Regions from separate parts of the Homo sapiens genome. Here region 2 is linked to region 1. A link is a loop called in an ENCODE intact Hi-C map of the cell type or tissue named here. Cell type or tissue: sigmoid colon. All regions are shown on one strand. Each heading gives the region's core, and the rest is flanking DNA. Links, peaks and the distances in the headings are about the cores only.

Evidence for each region. A loop is a pair of places that touch in the nucleus more often than their neighbours do. Peaks named below come from ENCODE experiments on the same cell type or tissue, not always from the same donor. Only the 100,000 strongest peaks of a DNase experiment are listed, where the experiment ranks them.
Region 2: it touches region 1 in a loop (2.0-fold over the local background); 7 of 110 quality-filtered maps call a loop at or near these places.

What each region holds. Positions count from the first base shown.
Region 1 is chr12:1,938,695-1,941,607 of GRCh38, reverse strand. It overlaps a transcript of DCP1B not described here. Among named protein-coding and RNA genes, the nearest start is that of LINC00940, 3.6 kb to the right of the region's middle. In sigmoid colon, for the core only: a CTCF peak has its summit at 1,405 (motif pointing right); DNase peaks (open chromatin) are centred at 1,407 and 1,715; H3K4me3 peaks cover 242 bases; H3K27ac peaks cover 546 bases.
Region 2 is chr12:2,581,425-2,584,337 of GRCh38, reverse strand. CACNA1C (calcium voltage-gated channel subunit alpha1 C) reads right to left here. Exons shown (of 47, transcript NM_000719.7): 14 at 2,541-2,748; 15 at 1,396-1,516. Among named protein-coding and RNA genes, the nearest start is that of CACNA1C-AS2, 89 kb to the left of the region's middle. In sigmoid colon, for the core only: a CTCF peak has its summit at 1,130 (motif pointing right); a DNase peak (open chromatin) is centred at 1,107; H3K4me3 peaks cover 566 bases.

The sequences.
Region 1 (2,913 bases), core at 149-2,648:
AAAAGGCTAAAAATTCCAAAAACCAGAATGCCTCTTCTCCTCCAAAGGATCACAACTCCTCGCCAGCAGGGGAACAAAACTGGATGGAGAATGAATTGACAGAAGTAGGCTTCAGAAGGTGGGTCGTTACAGACTCCTCCAAGCTAAAGGAGCATGTTCTAACCCAATGCAAGGAAGCTAAGAACCTTGAAAAAAGGTTACAGGAACTGCTAACTAGAATAACCAGTTTAGAGAAGAACATATATGACCTGATGGAGCTGAAAAACACAGCACGAGAACTTCGTGATGCATACATAAGTATCAGTAGCCGAATTGATCAAGCAGAAAAAAGGATATCAGAGATTGAAGATCAACTTAATGAAATAAAGCGTGAAGACAAGATTAGAGAAAAAAATGAAAAGGATGAACAAGGCCTCCAAGAAATATGGGACTATGTGAAAAGACCAAACCTACATTTGATTGGTGTACCTGTAAGTGATGGGGAGAATGGAACCAAGTTGGAAAACACTCTTCAGGATATTATCCAGGAGAACTTCCCCAACCTGGCAAGGCAGGCCAACATTCAAATTCAGGAAATACAGAGAACACCACAAAGATACTCCTCGAGAAGAGCAACCCCAAGACACATAATTTTCAGATTCACCAAGGTTGAAATGAAGGAAAAAATGTTAAGGGAGGCCAGAAAGGTCAAGTTACCCACAAAGGGAAGCCCATCAGACTAACAGTGGATATCTCTGCAGAAACCCTACAAGCCAGAAGAGAGTGGGGGCCAACATTCAACATTCTTAAAGAATAGAATTTTCAGGGGCCAGGCGCGGTGGCTCACACCTGTAAGCCCAGCACTTTGGGAGGCTGAGACAGGTGGATCACGAGGTCAGGAGATCGAGACCATCCTGGCTAACACGGTGAAACCCTGTCTCTACTAAAAATACAAAAAATTAGCCGGGCATGATGGAGGGCGCCTGTAGTCCCAGCTACTCGGGCGACAGAGCGAGACTCCGTTTCAAAAAAAAAAAAAGAATAGAATTTTCAACCCAGAATTTCATATCCAGCCAAACTAAGCTTCATAAGCGAAGGAGAAATAAAATCCTTTACACACAAGCAAATGCTGAGAGATTTTGTCACCACCAGGCCTGCCTTTCAAGTGTTTTTGTTTTGTTTTGCTTTTAGAAATCACGTCCTTCAGTACACCTGGTACTAAGAATTGAGCGGGTAGGAAAATTCTTTGCTTAGGTCACTCAGTAAATGCCAAGCTTAGTATGTTTCCTTAAATGTATGGAGCCACTTCAGAAGAATCAGTGTCTCTGTGAGAAGGGCTGTTCTCAGAGCTTAGTTCTTTATTAATAAGTCTGGTGGTTCTTTGAGCAGTGTGTAACTTCCATTGGGGAGCTCCGTGCGCACAGTGCACGCCGACCACCAGGTGGCAGTGTCGTCCCACAAGTTAACCTACAAAGGCTTTAATGAGCCTTTGGAAGTAACGACGGTTTTCTTTTACCAGACAAAGTAAACCTTTCATTTGTAAAAACCCAGTTGGCATGTTTTACCCAATCCTTTGAAGGAAGTTATTTCTAAAGGTATTTATAGCTAGTTTCTAGAGGATAGATGTTCTAGGAGTTGACAAATGGCCCAGATTTCCAGCAACACTTCATCCATCCCAGCCCATGAAGCAGCAGGATGTGCCCGCCTAAGCTTCCGAATGGATAGTATATCACCCTTAGCAGAACACGCTGAGGCGGAGGGCACAGGAGATTGTCACTGTGATGTTCAGGGCGTCATGATCTGCAAGCTGTGTAGCAGATCGAGTTTTATGTTCGCAGAGATGAGGAGCTTAATCTTGGAAGGAGTCAGAAGAGCCCCTGCCAAGTTGTTAAGAGTATCTATGGGAATTCGTCCCTGCTGAGTATTTGTAATAAATAAAGCTTTGCGTTTCAATAGCACTTCTTATTCTCGGATAATAAAAAGATCTTCGATTACTGCACAGCCGACAGGTGTTTTATTCTCATTTTATAGTTCATAAAATGGAAGCGTGAGGAAAACAGGTTTCCCTACCGTTTCTGAGACCTGGGCTTGGACTTTAAGCTCTAGACCTTTGTTCAGCCACAGCATCGAGTGAAAGCATTGTTAGAACACCACCTCCCCTACTCTCCCGCAGGAGGGTGCTTTTTCTTGTGAAGAGAAAGGGTGGGTGGAAAAGGGATTGACTGTTACTGAACCCCTGTTATGTGCCAGACCTTGGCGAGGAGTCTGCTGTGTTACCCTCCAACATTTAGGAAGGGGTGAGTTCTTTTGTTTCGTTGGTATCTCCTACAACATCTAACATAGTGATAAACCATGCAAAGTTTTCACAAAACACTTGAAATTAATAATTGCATATATGGTATCTCAATATTCTTATAAGGAGAACAGGGCGAGGACAGAGACACACTTGGATCTGTTATTCAAAGTCAGTGATCATAGTGCTTGCCTCAGCGATACATGCACAAAAATGGGACAAAATCAATGATCTGATTAACTGCTGGATTCAAAGTCAGTGATCGTAGTGCTTGCCTCAGCGATACATGCACAAAAATGGGGCAAAATCAATGATCTGATTAACTGCTGGCAACCTTAACAATGTATCTTTGATCTTAATTACATGTTTAGAGTTGCTTCGCTAGCTAAGGAGAGATGAATTCCATACTTAATGTTCCTAACGTATTTGCAGTAGCAAATGGCTAATTTCATGAAATATTTATTCTTTTGCTTCAGAACCGAGTAAATAAAACAGAAAGAATATCAGTTGCCGTACCTAATGTGAGAAGGTGCCCATGTTCTGATGCGACGGGGGAACAAACCCAAGCCCAGCATGGTCAGACCTGCCCTGCAGGCTTCAGTCGGGCCTTTCTAGGTCAACACCACAGTCATCTGTTTTGA
Region 2 (2,913 bases), core at 157-2,656, 640 kb before region 1:
TCCTCCCCATCACCCTCCTAGCTACCTGGAGCTATCAAGAGGGATGAGAACAGGCTAGCCTGCACACTGGAGCAGGCGGGAGGGAGGCAGCAAGCCCTGCCTTGCACTTTAATTGCTGGGTTTCATGATTGCTTTCCCTGCTGAGATGACTGGCTGTAATTGACATTATAAACAGCATTGTCTCTAGCAGGATGCAGAACGCTCTTAAGAGCGGTTTATTATAACTGGGCGCTGAGGGGGTGGCTTGGTATCTCTGCCAACTCTTAATGTGAGCCTGCACCCACGAAGACCCTTGGAGGGTCCATCTGGAGCCAGCCAAGGCTTGGGAGTTCCCAGTGGAGACAGTTCTTTGCCCTTTCTCCTCCCCACTCCACCAACAGAAACACTGTGGGTCAGAGAACTGCAGAATCAACGAAAGCATAGCTGGAAGGGGGCTTTAAGTCTGTGAAGTCTGACCCCCGGCCCCAGGCACCCAGACATTCATATCATTTCACACACAGGGAAGCCGCAGCAACCCAGGCTGGGGAAGAGGGGCTTTGTCCAGGGTGGCTTCTGAATGTGGCAGAGGCCTTGCATGCATGATCCCATGAAAACTCCCAACGACCCTTTATGTAGTAGGTTCTATGATTCCATTGCCACATTTTACAGACACTGAGGTAGAGGACCTTCAATCTGCAAGAGGTCATCCAGCTGGGAAAAGAGGAAACCTTGTCTGCAGGCTTCCATGACTGTGTTTTCTGCACTGCCTTAGCTGGGACTTGGCCCAGAGCTGTTCCTATGTTACCCCTGGCTCTGGACGTGACTCTCTCGGGGTTATGAGCTGGGGAAGAGAAGCAGCACCCGTGGCTTGTGCCCTGGAAACCTGCCCCAGCCGGGATCAGGAAGGAGCTTTTGGGGCTGTTTGAAGTCTGTGCAGCTCTGCCCGTGACTAAAGTCCTGGAGAGCAGCATCAGAGAGAGGGCTGCTGACCAAAAAGCAGGAGGAGAGCTGAAGGTCACTTGAAGGACAACGGCTCATCCTCCCTCCCGGAGCGTCCCGCCTCTGAGCAGACGCCGCGGCCCCAGGGCAGCCGGCCCGCTCCCGCGCGTCCCTATCGCAGGCGGTGTGAGTGGCCGCACACGCCGCAACGCCAGGGGGCGCCGCTCACCCAGATTACGGCGACAGCCCGCCCGGAGCGCGGCGCCGCTGCGGGCCCGGAGGGTTCAGGAAGGTGAACCTCACCCATGCCAAAGCTGCAGGTTTCCACCCAGACCCACCTCCGCCGCCATGGGGTTCTAGGCTGGGTGGTGTGAGCCCGAGCAGGACCGCCCGGACCTGAGGGGCGTGCCCGTTTGGCACTGTGCTGCAGGCTGGGGGCTGGGGGCCGCAGGGGTGGGGGGCAGCAGCAAAGGATACAGTTTCCACAGATGAAGAGGATGATGAAGTAAATACAGACTAACATCCCTGGAAAAGAGGGGCCGCCATAAGCCATGATCCCATCATACATCACCGAATTCCAGTCCTCCCCGGTCAGGATCTGAATGACACATTCCCACCAATAAGGGACACAGCGTTAGACCAACAGCAAACCCAAAACCACCCTGCCCTGCCCCACTACGTCAACAAAATTGTCCAAAATTTCCCTTTCACTTCTTTCCCTCCTCCTGGCCCCCAATTCTCCTCCCCAGGGGCTCTGAGCTATTGAACTGTCCTTAGACAAAATGCCTGGCTATTGGCATAATATTATTTGAAGGGTGACTAAAAGGGCTTTTTGGCCCAAAGATCTCTGACTTTCCCCACACATGCTTGAGCTGACCGTCAGCCATTCCTGGGGGTAAGGCGTCAGGACCCTTTTGCAGTTGTGTGTTTGCTGAGACAGCCACAGGCTACACCAGCTTTCCCCAAACATTCGTCACTGGGGCATCATCTTCAAGACTTTGACAACATCTACATGTGATTCATTTTTACCTCTCAATCGATCTGCTTTTAAACTTAAATAGATGCCACTTTGAGTTTGCCCTAAGCCAAAATATCTATGAAATCACAAATTTGATGGGCTAGTAATATTTTTTTCAAGAGACAAGCATGGTAGGAAAGCCAGGGTTTCGTCACCCTCCCCTCCCCCAGTAAGAGCAGTCTGCTTTTCTTTATGTTTTGGGCTTTCATGGAGAATTTAAGTAAAGGATTCCATGGATAAGAACGATTTTTTTTTTTTTTATTTGAGACGGAGTCTTGCTCCGTCACCTAGGCTAGAGTGTGCAGTGGTGCAATCTTGGCTCACTGCAACCTCTGCCTCCTGGGTTCAAGAGATTCTCCTGAGAAGGCATTTTTAAACCACTTATATTGTTTCCCCTAATGGTCCACCCACTAGTGGAATTCCATGGCAGATGGGGACAGGGAAACTACAGAAAAAACTCAAGACTCTCCCGGGCATGGGCTCTCCAGGGCTGATCTAGGATGGCTGTGGCTGCCCGGTAAAAGGGTGCAGCTTCCCACACTCCTCCCACCACCCCGCCACTCAACCACCCCGAGTCCGAATCCCAGCAGAGAAGAGTCCATACCTGAAACACAGTGAGGAGGGACTGGGGGAAGTTATCGAATGTGCTCCTCCGGGTCTGCATCTCATCAAAGTTGAACTTTCCTCCAAAGAGCTGCATCCCCAGGAGGGAGAAGATGATGATGAAGAGGAAGAGGAGAAGGAGCAGGGAGGCGATGGAGCGCACAGAGTTCAGCAAGGATGCCACCAGGTTGCTCAAGGAGTTCCAGTACCTGAGAGCCAACAGGAGGGAGGTCAGCACTCTGCCCCTTGCTGTCCTCCCCATCGTGCCTCATTCTCACAACTGCCCACTGCAGGTTCTCAGAGGAGCTGCCACTCTATGCTCTTTTTCCCTGCCCGTGGGGGATGCGTGTTGGTGGTGGTGTGAGTTGCCACCC